Linked DNA regions of Homo sapiens: regions 1 and 2 are each linked to region 3. A link is an interaction called in ENCODE POLR2A ChIA-PET data of the cell type or tissue named here. Cell type or tissue: GM12878. All regions are shown on one strand.

The links. ChIA-PET counts read pairs that join two places held together with the same protein. Peaks named below come from ENCODE experiments on the same cell type or tissue, not always from the same donor. Only the 100,000 strongest peaks of a DNase experiment are listed, where the experiment ranks them.
Region 1: POLR2A ChIA-PET joins it to region 3 with 9 read pairs; 1 of 35 experiments calls an interaction of 5 or more read pairs at or near these places.
Region 2: POLR2A ChIA-PET joins it to region 3 with 7 read pairs; 6 of 35 experiments call an interaction of 5 or more read pairs at or near these places.

The regions. Positions count from the first base shown.
Region 1 is chr3:56,627,032-56,632,031 of GRCh38, reverse strand. TASOR (transcription activation suppressor) reads left to right here. Exons shown (of 24, transcript NM_001365635.2): 19 at 3,418-3,540; 20 at 4,291-4,450; 21 at 4,887-4,995. Among named protein-coding and RNA genes, the nearest start is that of TASOR, 54 kb to the left of the region's middle. In GM12878, no CTCF peak of the experiment used is centred here; a DNase peak (open chromatin) is centred at 2,716.
Region 2 is chr3:57,797,052-57,802,051 of GRCh38, reverse strand. All of the region lies in intron 2 of SLMAP (sarcolemma associated protein), which reads right to left. It also overlaps the pseudogene PDHA1P1. Among named protein-coding and RNA genes, the nearest start is that of SLMAP, 43 kb to the right of the region's middle. In GM12878, no CTCF peak of the experiment used is centred here; no DNase peak of the experiment used is centred here.
Region 3 is chr3:57,669,271-57,674,270 of GRCh38, reverse strand. DENND6A (DENN domain containing 6A) reads left to right here. Exons shown (of 20, transcript NM_152678.3): 2 at 1,833-1,871; 3 at 1,973-2,015. Among named protein-coding and RNA genes, the nearest start is that of DENND6A, 21 kb to the left of the region's middle. In GM12878, no CTCF peak of the experiment used is centred here; a DNase peak (open chromatin) is centred at 2,660; H3K4me3 peaks cover 788 bases; H3K27ac peaks cover 1,957 bases.

The DNA of each region.
Region 1 (5,000 bases), 1.0 Mb after region 3:
TAACATTCCCTTTAGCCTTTATTGATCAAGAAACTTGATAATCTTGAAAGACTCCTCAGTCATGAAAGATTTCTCATTGTGAGGTGTATTTTTTCTACCGAAGCTGCAGACTAATATTTTAGATAGTTGGTTTAAACACACACACAGATGGCTGGGCGTGGTGGCTCACGCCTGTAATCCCAGCACTTTGGGAGGCCAAGACGGGTGGATCACGAGTTCAGGAGATTGAGACCATCCTGGCTAACATGGTGAAAACCCCGTCTGTACTAAAGTACAAAAAATTAGCCGGGCATGGGGGCAGGCGCCTGTAGTCCCAGCTACTCAGGAGGCTGAGGCAGGAGAATGGGGTGAATCCGGGAGGCGGAGCTTGCAGTGAGCCGAGATCACGCCAGTGCACTCCAGCCTGGGCGACAGAGCAAGACTCCATCTCAAAAAAAAAAAAAAAAACAAAAAAACACAGACACACACACACACGCCTTTCTGTGTGTCTGTATGTTTAGACATAGATACGTAAGTTTGTTACCAGTAGGTAGGTAAATGGTAACACATTGGAGCAATTACATTAGTGGTATAATAGTAAAATTAATCATAAATTATGGGATTTTAATTCCTCAAGGGAATGCCTAGGATTTTGAAATAAATGCCTGCTCTCATTTATGGAGTTTACTTACCATGACTGGAATTTCATTAGAGGAAGCAGAGGGACCATGGGCTTTATAGCTACTAACATGTCCTAAGCCTTCTGTAAGTTTGGGGATCTCTGAGGTCAGCATGTTTTGTGTGATGTTACCTGGTCAAGACCTGAAGAACATAGAAATTACATGAGTCAGAGTACTGTGTTGGGCTTTCCTTACTGATTGCTAATGGTTTCTTGGGAAAATGAAATAAGACTTCTAGGAATTCCTTGGTTGCATTTTTGCCCTACATGACTGAATGTAGAGTTTCTCAACTTTTCCCCACCAGCCAGCAACAAGTTCCCTAGCACAGTACTCTTTGGGGGCATAGCTAGCTGCATATTGGTTTGGGGTTAGATGAGAGAATAGGTTGGGCACAGTTCCCGGTGTGCTTAGCATAACTCCAACTTCCTCCATCCCCGCACCCCCCACCCCCCACCCCCCCGCTCCTTTTTTTAAAAGGATTTGTAACACATACCTATTTGACATTTTAAAAAATTTATTTATTTATTGAGACGGAGTTTTGCTCTTGTTGCCCAGGGTGGAGTGTAATGGCACTATCTTGGCTCACTGCAACCTCCGCCTTCTGGGGTCAAGCAATTCTCCTGCCTCATCCTCCCAAATAGCTGGGATTGCAGGCACCCGCCACCACTCCCAGCTAATTTTTTGTATTTTTAGTAGAGACAGGGTTTCACCATGTTGGCCAGGCTGGTCTCGAACTCCTGACCTTAGGTGATGTGCCCGCCTTGGCCTCCCAAAGTACTGGGATTACAGGCGTGAGCCATCGCACCCAGCCGTTACATTTAGATTAAGGGGATAGGAGATGCATTTCCTAATTAATTGTGCTTTTAATTTATCTGGCATAGAATAAGTCATTTCTGTCATTTATATAGAATAAAAGAGCATTCTTTGTTTTACGAATCTGATAGAAAACCAGATTGAAACTTTAATTCTTTTAATCAGTATCCATTGGAAATATTCCAGCAAAAATACTACAGTAAAAGACTTTATGAATAAAAATGTAAACTTTATATATTTCTGGAGTCAAACTGATTTATTATGTGAATTAAACTGTCTTATTTAAAATGAGCTTAAAGCTTCTTAATGTAAGAAGACATCAAAGATTACCAGCAGGGAGGCTGAGGCGGGCAGATCACGAGGTCAGGAGATTGGGACCATCCTGATTGACATGGTGAAACCCCGTCTCTACTAAAAATACAAAAAATTAGCCAGGCATGGTGGTGGGTGCCTGTAGTCCCAGCTACTTGGGAGGCTGAGGCAGGAGAATGGTGTGAACCCAGGAGGCAGAGCTTGCAGTGAGCCGAGATAGCGCCACTGCACTGCAGCCTGGGTGACAGAGCGAGACTCCATCTCAAAAAAAAAAAAAATTACCAGCAGGCATGTCAGATGGTAATTTACCTTTTCATTAACTGACTAAGCTGGTCTGAGATCTGCCCAAAAGTTCCAGAGATTGGATCAAAATCAGTGTAGAAGGTGCTGCTTTAGCACAACAGCATCCTCTTTGGGGTAACACTTCAGGTTGAAAGAGCAGCAGACTGGTTGTCAGGTAAGCTGGGTTTTTATTATAGCTGTCTGACCAGCTGTGCTGACATTAAAAGTAATCTCTGAAATGAGGAATATGACCTCCAGGATCCTGCAGTTTGCTTCAGTGTTCAGGATTCCACCAGCAAGCAGAGAGCAAAGGGAACTCTGCATGAAAGTCTGCCTGTGTCCTGTGAAAGGCAGTACCATGTTCACCAGCATGGAGGAAGAGTTACTAGTTGGGAAAGTCTACTTTGAAGACAGAAACTTGACAGAAATGGCTAATTTGTATGTGAATACCATTGTACATAATGAAGCTCTATATAAATGCTTTTTTAGCTGTTGTGAATTAGAGCTATGGTTGTGAAAGTTCTTAACTCTGAAGGCGTTTATCCCAGTTAATACTGCTGCAAATAACCAAGGGCCTACTTAGAATGGAAAGGAAAAGGTGAGCTAGGGAGTGGTTAATGATTAGACTCTAGGTTGCCTTAAAGTGTTTCTCATAGGATATTATAGTCAACCTAGAGTCTAATCATTAACCTCTATAATAACTAAAGGAGCTGGGTTAAGAACCTGGCCTAATTAACAGTTCTTTCTGTTAACTCACACTGTTACTTGGCTGGCTTTGCATAGTGCTGTAACATTGTGACTGTGTGATTGGTGAAGCTCTGTAACATTGTGACTATGTGATTGGTGAAGCTCTGACCTTTAGATTCCTCTTCTAGAAAAGAAAAGTGGATTTGGGCCATGTGCAGTGGCTCACGCCTGTAATCCCAGCACTTTGGGCGGCCAAGGCAGGAGGATCACTCGAGCCCAGGAATTTAAGACCAGCTTGGGCAACACAGCAAGACTCTGTCTCTTACAAAAAAAAAAAAAAAAAAAAAAATTAGCCTGGTATGGTGGTGCGAGCCTAGTGCCATCCATGTATTCAGGAGGCTGAGGTGGGAGGGTGGCTTGAGCCTGGGAGGTCAAGGCTGCAGTGAGCTGTGATCATGCTGCTATACTCCAGCCTGGGCAATGGTGAGACCCTGTCTCAAAGAAAAAAAAAAAGGATTTGATGGTCTCTTAGAGTGTAAGTTCATTCATTGTTAATAATGTCATGGTAGTAGTTAAGCTTATCAGTTTATCTTGCATTTCTGGTGTTAAATTGATGTTTACAAAGAAGTATTTTAATATTGATTTAGTTGTTTTTCTTTAACAGGAATATCTTATCAAATTAGGCAATACAGAATGTCATCCTGAACAGTTTTTGGAAAGAAGATCAAAATTAGATAAACTATTGATTATTATTCAAAATGAAGACATTGCAGGTTTCATTCACAAGGTAGACTATTAAGTCAAATTCACTACTTTGGTTTTAAAAACTCCCTTATTTTAAAATCTTACTGTCTGCCAGACTAGTGTTTTTAAAATAAGCTTTAAAGGAGATTAAACTTAAGGACCCATCTGTGAATCAGCTTGTGAGATTCAAGTTTGTACCTATGCAAAATTTTAAATTGCTGCACATCACAGATCTTCCCTGTCACTCAGGTAGTCAAGACTAATAAGAGTACTGAATCCTTGAATGCCATTGGGTCTGCTGACTGACTACATAATGTTTTCATCTTCATTTGTATGTCCTAGGAAAAACCTATTTGTGCTCCATCTTTGCCAGACCAGTCCCCTTTTCCCTTAAATTTTGAGGTATCCCATCTAGTCTTAGGAGCCCTATCTCCATCCTACATCTTGGACGTCTTTCCTGATTGACTGTTCGAGCACATAGGCTTTTGCCTTCGTCTGAATTCTGACTGTACTCACAGGTTATAGAGAGGTCAGCTTTTGTCCATTTTGTGTTTTCAGGTCTATTGTAAGCTCCTTTTCCTTAGTCGTCTGTGGTAGGTCCCAGTACATAAATGTTGGTTTATATATTGGGAAATAATGTTGGGAATATTATTTGTGTGGCTTTCCAGAGGTAATCCACTAATATAGATGAGCCATAATGCATTCTGTTAGACTTCTTGTAGGTTCCTTCACACTTGAGTCTGTCAATTCATTCCCTCCATCTGTTTCTCTTTTTGTTTTGGGATTTAAACAGATACCTGGCTTGGTGACTTTAAAGAAGCTCCCCTGTGTTAGTTTTGCTGGTGTTGATAGCCTGGATGATGTTAAAAATCATACATACAATGAATTATTTGTATCTGGAGGTTTTATCGTATCTGATGAATCAATTCTAAACCCAGAGGTTGTCACAGTTGGTAAGATGATGTTCTTTTGAGCACGTAACTCCTCTTCTGACTCTCATACTTTTTAATGTACTGTCCATTTATTCTGCCATTCACAGATAACTAGTACATTTCAGTCTTTTCTTGAGCTTTTATTACCTCAAATTTCTTTCTCCTTCTCTTAGACCAATAATATCCTCTAAATGTGGTGTAAAGCAAGGCTGTCTGCCCCTGCTGCAGTTGAATCACTTCTTGTATTACTGTCATCAACATGTTCTTTTTTATGTGTAGATGTTATATTATTAGAGCTTTAGGCATGTATAGATCTGTCTCCCTTAGACAAAGAGAAATGAAAATAGTACATAGGAAAGTAGGTGTTTCTACATAATATGAAAAAACACTTCTTTCATAATTCACTTATGGAATGATTATTTATTGAATTAAAAACAAACTTCATTATCTCTAACAGAGAACCTTAAAAATTTTTTGACATTCCTTGAGGAACTTAGTACTCCAGAAGGAAAATGGCAATGGAAAGTCCACTGTAAATTTCAGAAGAAACTAAAGGAACTAGGCAGGTAAG
Region 2 (5,000 bases), 130 kb before region 3:
TAAGAAGCCAATGAACAGAGGAAGGATAAAAACAACAAAATATAAATATACACATACACATATTTTAAATAACCTTGAAATATAAAAATTTAAAGGATTCAGTTTGTTACTGTCAAATGTAGCAAAAAGTATTTTAAATAATAAATATTCAGTGCTTCCAAGAGTACCATAAAAGAAACTTTTCACAAGCTGATCATCATGAGAATGCAAATTGGCACAACCTGTTGTGCCAACTGGCACAAACTACTGGAAAGTAGTTTGGCAAGGCATACCAAGAGAGCATTAAAAATGTGCCCTTTGATCTACTTCTGAGAATCTACCCTAAAGAAATAATTTAAAAAATGAATAAAGATCACGGTATTAAGATACTGAGCAAAGCATGATTTATAATAGTTAAAAAAAAAAAAACAGGAAAAACAGTACATATTCAACAATGGAAGAATGGATAAGAAGATTACAGCCTATCCATGAATATTATGTTCCCTTAAAAAATGTCTGTGGGCCTGCAGCCTGGTGCAGAGTATAATAACATCCTGGCCACTGCTGCTTGCATTAGAGAGGAAGATGCCCACCTCCATCTCACCCTGTGTGGTGGGCTCACCCAGAAGCCAGCTAGCAGAGTGCTGGTAGCATTCTGTAATTTTGCAAATGAGGCAAACTTGAAATTAAGAAATGTAACCTCAATGGCTGGAAGAGGGCTCGCCTATCACAATAGTACTCACCAGGGAAGACGGACTCAAATATTACAGGATGACGCAGACTGTTCATCAAATGGAATTTAAAAATGGACCTTTCTGTTTATACAGATTTGCTATATTTATTTCTGTATATAGCTGATTTGCTATATATTGTCACCAAAAATGACAGAAATTATTCACATTTCTGTCATTTTTGTGATGTCAGGAAGACTGCTGGGATGAGAAGGAGGGGAAGGACTTGAAGCCAGGATAAATCCCACAGATCATCTCATCACAGCCTATTAGGCTCTGGCTTTAGCTTTACTCATGAACTTTCTGTCCCAGAAATTCTTGTAGAGCTTACAGGACAAAGAGGAGGTTGTGCTAAAGGAAAAGTAGGATCAATGCATATGTATGCCAAGAACTTCTACAGGAGCCATGGCATTGTCAGAGCTCAGGTCTCCTGGGAGCTGGTATTGGCTTGGCCTGTGAGTATAACGGAAAAGATGAGGTCTGAATGACTTTATATTTGAGGCCTACAATATAGCCGCTTTGTGGAAATTACCTCCTATTTTCATCTGTGAGAATAAAACTGCTATGGAATAAGAGCATCTGTTGAGACAGCAGCACCTAGCACTGATTACTATAAGACAGGCAATTTTGTACCTGGACTAAGGATAGACAGAATGAATATTCTATGTGTCCATGAGGCAACAAAGTTTGCCTGTTGTATATTTGGAAAGGGGACCATACTGATGAAGCTGCAGACTTACCATTATCAAGGCACAGTGTAAGTGATCCTGGAGTCAGCTGTACACAAGAAGAAATTCAAGAAGCAAGAGGACTGACTCTATTATGCTTCTCAAAGATAAAATGGTAAATAGCAATCTTGCCAATGTTAAAGAATAAACGGACAGCCGGGCAGGGTGGCTCACAACTGTAATCCCAGCATTTTGGGAGGCCAAGGCAGGCAGATCACCTGAGGTCAGGAGTTCGAGACCAGCCTGGCCAACATGGTGAAACCCCATCTCTACTAAAAATACAAAAATTAGCCAGGTGTGGTGGTGGATGCCTGTAATCCCAGCTACTTGGGAAGCCGAGGCAGAAAAATCGCTTGAGCCCAGGAGGTGGAGGTTGCAGTGAGCCGAGATGGTGCCACTATACTCCAGCCTGGGCTACAGAGCGAGACTCTGTCTCAAAAAACAAATGAAAGGAAACCGATGTTGATACAACTGATCCCAAACTACCTTTGGAAGAATTAGGCCGTTACATTTATTGCATTTTGAAGTTTATGATGTAAATCAGTGGATCCAGTTTAAGTAGATTTTTATTTTTTTTAAGACAGGGTCTTACTCTGTTGCCCAGGCTGGATTGCAGTGGTGCAATCACAGCTCACTGTAACCTCAAATCTCTGGGCTCATGCAATCCCCCTGCCATAGCCTCCAGAGTAGAATCAGATCATTTTAAGGGGATACTGTAAATTTACTATTATGCCTCAATGGAACATCCATGGTCAACTGTAAGAAACTCTGTATTCTTAACTTTGTTAAAACAAACAAGCAAACCAAAAAGCTCGCGAATATGTTTGTACTATGGCATAAAATAAAGTTTTAAAAGTTGGGAAAAAAATTTAATGAGTTCCAAAGGTCCAGTGGTGCAATAAAAAAAATACATCATCCTGATGTTCCAGAGCTTCCCCATTTTCCTCCACAGAAGCAAACATGTTATCAGCCTCTTATATATTAAAAAATGGAAATTTTAACTGAAAAATAAAAACAGCAAACACAAAAAGCTCAAAATGTTTAAAGGAAAAGCTCATAAATTCTTACTTTCAGAAAGAAAAACATGTGGAGAGAAATATAAATACTAAGTAATTAACAGGACCCAAATTATTAGCAGAAGATACAAAAAGTAAACGTGGGGAATTTGGAGGCACTGAGTTACATCTCTGCAACACATAAGGTAGTAATTCTTTGACCTTAGGCAAACAACATCCTAAAATAAAATCCAGTCCCTAAGGCAAAAGCCTTTTCCTCCATCAGTAGGTCACAAAGCTGTCTTGGGCTGGCTTTACCTAACTGTCAAGCCAGAAGACACACTACCTCTCTCCTGTAATGGGTTAGCTAGGTATATTTAATGAACAAAAGTTATTACGATTAGCAAAGAATATCCTTTAACATCTGTTATAAGTATCCCTTAGCATCAGTTATTGTATCCCTTAACTGTGGCAAACTCCTACCTTTTGCTTCCTGGTAATGCTACTCTAACTTACACTCTTAACACAGAAATGATGACTGGACTCCTGCATTGGGCTGCTTCTGCAGCTACATCATGCAGAGATGGGGAGAGCTTCTGAAGATCTAATATTAAATATATTAAAATATAATTTCCATTCTTACCCCATAAGGAAATAATATAATCATTTTTATTATGACTGCAACTATAAACTGAGTGAAGTACTCTAGAGTGACTTGCTCACCGACAACATTTCCAAAGCAATACAATAACTGAGTCAGTATTCACTGAAGACTTATCTCATATAGACAGTGAAATAAAATAATATTATAAAAGTAACACTTCTGCAGTCTTTGTTCAGAGTTCCAAAAGTGAATTTCAATATGGTTGCTGACTCTGAAAGTGATTTTCAGATTTATCTCTTAACAGCATTTGGCTACATTTCTCTTTCTGGGATTAAGTTAAATAACATCTATGCATCAATTGAGTTAAACTAGAGGTCATGCTTTACCAACTTTTAGCTGAGTTTATGTCATAATGTTAGCTTTTCCTAGAATAGGCTAGTCAACTGAGCTATAATATATATTCTCTTGGGTTTTATGCCATTTCCTAAATTTAAAATTAAAACATCAGTTGAGGAAAAATAGCTACAACCTAACAGCCCATGCAACTTAGATTAAGCTGCATACAACATTAGTTTCAAAACAAAGAGAGTCAGAAAACACTCTAGAAAATCAAGTATGAGATTTTTAGTGCTAAAAAGGACTACAAAATACCCTCATCAATGAGGTAACTTAGGGCCCCAAAGCAGCCGCCTATATAAGAACAAGACAAGTAAACAAAGCAAGTCCAAAGTCCAAAATATTCTACTTCACAAACAGACAGCTTCAGCAATCCTGAAAATACCTAAATAAAAAATTAGTTAAACTTTCAAATGACAGACAAATTTAAGAAACCACCCACCTCACTAAAAATATTCTTGGTAATAAATGACTGCTTAGAAAGGAGCTTACATACCAATAAAATTAGTTAACATTTATTTAGTCTTTACCGTGTGCCATGCCATGTATGCCTTCACATATATTAACTCATTTAATTTTCACAGCCCCATATGAGGTATTATTATTATCTGCACTTTACAAATGAAAAACAACCTGAGGCACAATGAAGCTAAATTTCTTGCCAAAAGTCACCAAGGTAATAAGAGGTGAAACCAGGATATGAACCCATTGCAGTGACCTCCACAGCTGTCATCCCTAATTCCTCACTCCTGACTTCCAGATCTTTACCGCTCTACCATACTGTCTATTTTAGCCCAACTCATCACTTTGCAGATAAGCAAACTGTGCTCCTCAAGGAAGAGATAAAATTAATCCAAGGTTTCTAACTATTTAATAACATAACTGGTACTAAACTCAGGTTTCCTATTCACATTATGAGGCTTTTCATTTAATCTTTTTCAAAAATAATTTATTTTGTTTTTCCAAGTATAAAATACTTATTGAAATCAGAAGAATATAATAAAGTACAGAAGAAAATTGAAATAACACCTCCCAGCTTCCAAGAATAACCACATCAACAGTTTAACATATTGCTTTATATGCATTACACGACTAACATTCCACTCTCCTGCCTCGTACTTTTTTTTTTTTTTTGAGATGGAGTTTCATTCTTGTTGCCCAGGCTGGAGTGCAATGGCGCGATCTTAGCTCACTGCAACCTCCACCTCCCGGGTTCAAGCGATTCTCCTGCCTCAGGCTCCCAAGTAGATGGGATTACAGGCACCCACCACCACGCCTGGCTAATTTTGTATTTTTAGTAGAGACAAGGTTTCTCCATGTTGGTCAGGCTGGTCTCAAACTCCCGACCTCAGGTGATCCGCCTGCCTCAGCCTCCCAAAGTACTGGGATTACAGGCGTGAGCCACCACACCTGGCTTTTTTTTTTTTTTTTTTTTAAGATACAGGATCTCACTCTGTCACCCAGGCTGGAGGGCAGTGGTACAATCATAGCTCACTGTAACCTCCAACTCCTGGGCTCAAGTGATCCTTCTGCTTCAGCCTCCCATGTAGCTGGGACTATAGGCACA
Region 3 (5,000 bases):
TTCCCCAGCAGCTGGGACTACAGGCACACGCCACCACGCCCAGCTAATTTTTTTGTATTTTTAGTAGAGACGGGGTTTCACCGTATGGTCTCGATCTCCTGCCCTCGTGATCCTCCCACCTCAGCCTCCCAAAGTGCTGGGATTACAGGCGTGAGCCACTGCACCCGGCCGGCTTCCCAGTATTTTTAAAAAAATATTCTTGACTGGGCACGGTGGCTCACGCCTGAAATCCCAGCACTTTGGGAGGCCAAGGCAGGTGGATCACCTGAGGTCAGGATTTCGAGACCACCCTGACCAACATGGTGAAATCCTCATCTCTACTAAAAATACAAAATTGGCTGGGTGTGGTGGCACATGCCTGTAATTCCAGCTACTCAGGAGGCTGAGGCAGGAGATTTGCTTGAACCCGGGAGGGGAAGAATCACTTGAACCTGGGAGGTGGAGGTTACAGTAAGCCAAGATCACACCATTGCACTCAAGCCTGGGCAACAAGAGTGAAACTCCTTCTCAAAAACAAAAACAAAAAAAGCACAAAAAAAACTTCATTATTGTGGATATATAATAGTTGCACATATATATGGGGTACATGTGATATTTTGATGCAGACATGCAATGTATAATGATCAAATAGAGTTATTGGGATATCCATCACTTCAAGCATTTATCATTTCTTTGTGTTGGGAACATTCCAGTTCTACTCTTTAGTGATTTTGAAATACACAATAAATTATTTTTAACTGTGGTTGTCCTATTGTGCTACCAAACACTAGATCTTATTCCTTCTATCTAATTGTATTTTTGTAGCCCTTAACCGTTCTTTATTCCCCCCTCTCAAACTCTTACTACTCTTCCCAGCCTCTGGTAACTTACCATCATTATTCTATTTTCTATCTCTGTGAGTTCCTCTTTTTAGCCCTTACATATGAGTGAGAACATGTGATATTTGTCTTTCTGTGCCTGGCTTATTTCACTTAACAGTTCTACCCATGCTGTTGCAAATGACAGGATTTCATTATTTTTTTTTTTTCTTTTTCTTTCTTTTTTTTTTTTTTTTTTTGATACGAAATGTCATTCTGTCGCCCAGGCTGGAGTGCAGTGGCGTAATCTCAGCTCACTGCAACCTCCGTCTCCTGGGTTCAAGTGATTCTCATGTCTCAGGCTCCCGAGTAGCTGGGATTACAAGCATGAGCCACCACACCCAGCTAATTTTTGTATTTTAGTAGAGATGGGGTTTCATCATGTTGACCAGGCTGGTATTGAACTCTGCACGTCTCAGCCTCCCAAAGTGCTGAGATTACAGGTGTGAGCCAATATGCCTGGCCTGGATTTCATTTTTTTAATGGCTGAATAATATCCCATTATGTATATGTACTGCATTTTCTTTATCCGTGCATCTGTGAACTATTTCTGAAAGTGATTTGACCATAACCAACTACTATTTTAGACTAATGTTATATATATATATTTTTTTGTTTGTTTGTTTGATTTGAGACGGGGTCTTGCTCTGTCACCCAGGCTGGAGTGCAGTGGCATGATCTCGGCTTACTACGATCTCTGTCTCCCGGGTTCAAGTGATCCTCCTGCCTCAGCCTCCCGAGTAGGTGGGACTACAGGTGCATGCCACCACACCTGGCTAATTTTTGTAATTTTAGTAGAGACGGGGTTTCGGCATGTTGGCCAGGTTGGTCTTAAACACCTGACCTCAAGTGATCCGCCTGCCTTGGGCTCCCAAAGTGCTGGGATTACCAGCGTGAGCCACCGTGCCTGGCCTATAATATGTTTATAACTAATGTTTATAATATGTTTAACAAAATTTAACTCTTTTCTTCCAGGTAATTTATCCTCAGCATTCCAAACTTACTGACAGAGAAGTAAGTAAAAATACTGCTCTGTATAGTTTACTGTTATATTTCTGTTTGTTTTTATTGATTATGTATGTGTCAGCATACATCACTTTTGTTTTCTTTTTCAGAAAACCAATATTTGCTATTTGTCTTTTCCAGATTCAAATTCAGGTAACTGTTTTTCATACAGTGTTTCTGTTTAATTTTATACTAAGAATACTGGTTATACTGTTAATGTATGAAAATTGATTGAAATAGCATATTAGATTGCAAACAGATCAATGATTTTTATTCCTATTTTAATGATGCCTAGTCATGTCATCGTTGATTTTAGTAGCTTCAACTCTTAAAATAACTGTTATGGTGTGATGAGGTAAACCATCAAGGAACAATAAACTCTTAAAATAGTGAAGAGGTTGAAAATCAGCGACATTGGTATATTTGGGATTCGTGGAGTATGTATTAAATAGTTTATATAGTATGTAGTTTACTTTCAGTTCAGAATTTGGGAGCTTACCAGGAACTCTGTAAAAGCAGTGAACCTAAAAAAAGCCAGGATAAATTTGGTTAGGAAGCAAGGCCATAAGTTACGTGCAGTAGTTTATATGGGTTAATATAGGTAAAGCCTTGGCGTAGTGCTTGGTGTATAGAAAAAAACATACAAGGGTCTGTTTATTGTTGAGCTTGGTTTTGTTAGTCTCTTTCAAGCTCTTCCTTTTGTGTGGTCCTAATCGTTGACATCCTTCAGGTTACCTCTTGTGTTTCACTTTCAAACTAGCTTTTCTTGGCTTATAGTGACCAAAACATTTAGCTTCTCAGGCCACACACAGTTATAACCCTATAGCAGAGACAGTCTAGTTTTCTTTCCTTTTGTGGTTACTTCCTTTTTTTTTTTTTGAGATGGAGTCTCGCTCTGTCACCCAGGCTGGAGTGCAGTGACGCGATCTCAGCTCACTGCAAGCTCCGCCTCCCGGGTTCACACCATTCTCTCACCTCAGCCTCCCGAGTAGCTGGGACCACAGGCGCCTGCCACCAGTCCCGGCTAATTTTTTGTTTTTGTATTTTTAGTAGAGACGGGGTTTCACCATGTTAGCCAGGATGGTCTCGATCTCTTGACCTCGTGATCTGCCCACCTCGGCCTCCCAAAGTCCTGGGATTACAGGCGTGAGCCACCACACCCGGCCGGTTACTTCTAATATTGTGCTAGTTAGTTCATTTAATCTGATTTGAGAGATTTGACAGTTAAACAAAATTTTTTTTAGCATTTTCTCCTTTCTGTATAAATGCTTCCAGAATTTTTTTCCTATCCATTTGGAACTCAGCTTTGGTGAACTATATGAAAGAAAAGTGGTATCTTGGTAAATTAGATACTGCCTTTTAGAGATCCCAGTAAGGGGTTTTTTCTGACCTGGAATTATTTTGGTGTTTTTGACCCATTTATGAAATAATGATGCAGAGGTCTTGTAGGAATGTATCTTCATTTCAGTTAACATTTTTCTTATAAAATCTGTACATACACTTCTTATATACTGTGATGGGTTAGATTTCCAGGTCTCAGAGTAAGCTGAGTTGTATGGATTGCAGAATGAACTGACTTTCTGCATGGAATCCCAGTGAATTATGCTGGATGCTCTTCTCTTTCAGATCATAGCTGGTTGTCATGGCTCCTCTCTCTTTTTCACTTCTCTATATGAGCATGAAGGGGATCAGAATATACCACCCCCAAATATACCACTTTGGCTTAAGAATTATTTTGAGTTGAAGGCAACTGAGAAACAGCAGATGCAAAAAGAGCCCTTTACCCTCCCCCTATATGCCTAAAAGCAGGACATACATTTCCTTTTGTGAAGGTGTCACCCCTTCCCTTTCCCATACCAGGAAGAGGAGAAAATTCTGAATCACCAGAGAAAACTCTTTATCACTGGAGATGGTACCAGCTTAATTCTGCATAAATAAGCCTTGCTAAAATAACCCTTATCTTTCATTAGTTTTACCCATATGTTTACCTTCCCACAGATTACCACCCCTAGAAGTCCAAATCCTTTTTCCTTTGTCTGCATTTTAGTTTCTTTTGTTAAAATGGTATCTAAGCTCCCAAGTTTAACCACCTCTTTGGGTTTTTACTTTTTTTCTCTGAAGCCTTTGTATGCATTCGAACTAAATCTTTTCTCGTTAATCTGTTGTCTGTTTATTTCACAGGCCCCAGTTAGTGAACCTAAGATGGTAGAGGAAAAGTCCCCCGCATGCATACATCAAGGCTAAGAAGTTAATTCTGTGGTGTTTAGATAGCCTATATCTAGTTTTATAGCCTCTGCATGTGTCATTATCAAAAAAATTTTTAAGTACTTTTGGCTTATGAATGACCTACAGATTTTTTTTTTCTTTTTTCTTTTTTTTTTTTTTTTTTGAGATGGAGTTTTGCTCTGTCACCCAGGCTGGAGTGCAGTGGCACGATCGCAGCTCACTGCAACCTCCGCCTCCCAGTTCAAGTGATTCTCCTGCCTCAGCCTCCCAAGTAGCTGGGACACCTTTGCCTGCCACCATGCCTGGCTAATTTTTGTATGTTTAGTAGAGATGGGGTTTCACTGTGTTGGCCAGGCTGGTCATGAACTCCCGACCTCAAGTGATTCGCCTGCCTCAGGCTTCCAAAGTGCTGGGATTACAGGTGTGAACCACTGCACCCGGCTGATTTTTTTTCTTTTCTTTTTTTTTGAGATGGAGTCTCGCTCTGTTGCCCAGGCTGGAGCGCAGTGGCGCGATCTCCACTCACTGCAAGCTCTGCCTCCCGGGTTCACGCCATTCTCCTGCCTCAGCCTCCCGAGTAGCTGGGACTACAGGTGCCCACCACCACGCCTGGCTAATTTTTTGCATTTTTAGTAGAGATGGGGTTTCACTGTGTTAGCCAGGATGGTCTTGATCTCCTGACCTTGTGATCCGCTCACCTCCGCCTCCCAAAGTGCTGAGATTAGAGGTGTGAGCTACCACGCCTGACTGATTTTTTTCTCATAGATATTATTTAATGCTTTTTTTATGTGCTGCACATCAAATGAAGTGTGGTTCTTGTGACTTGAAGTATGGTTGGTACAAGGAAAATCTACAAAAGACCTGAAAGCAGGCACTTTGCTGTCTTAACAGATCATCATTGTCCTAGGTAGC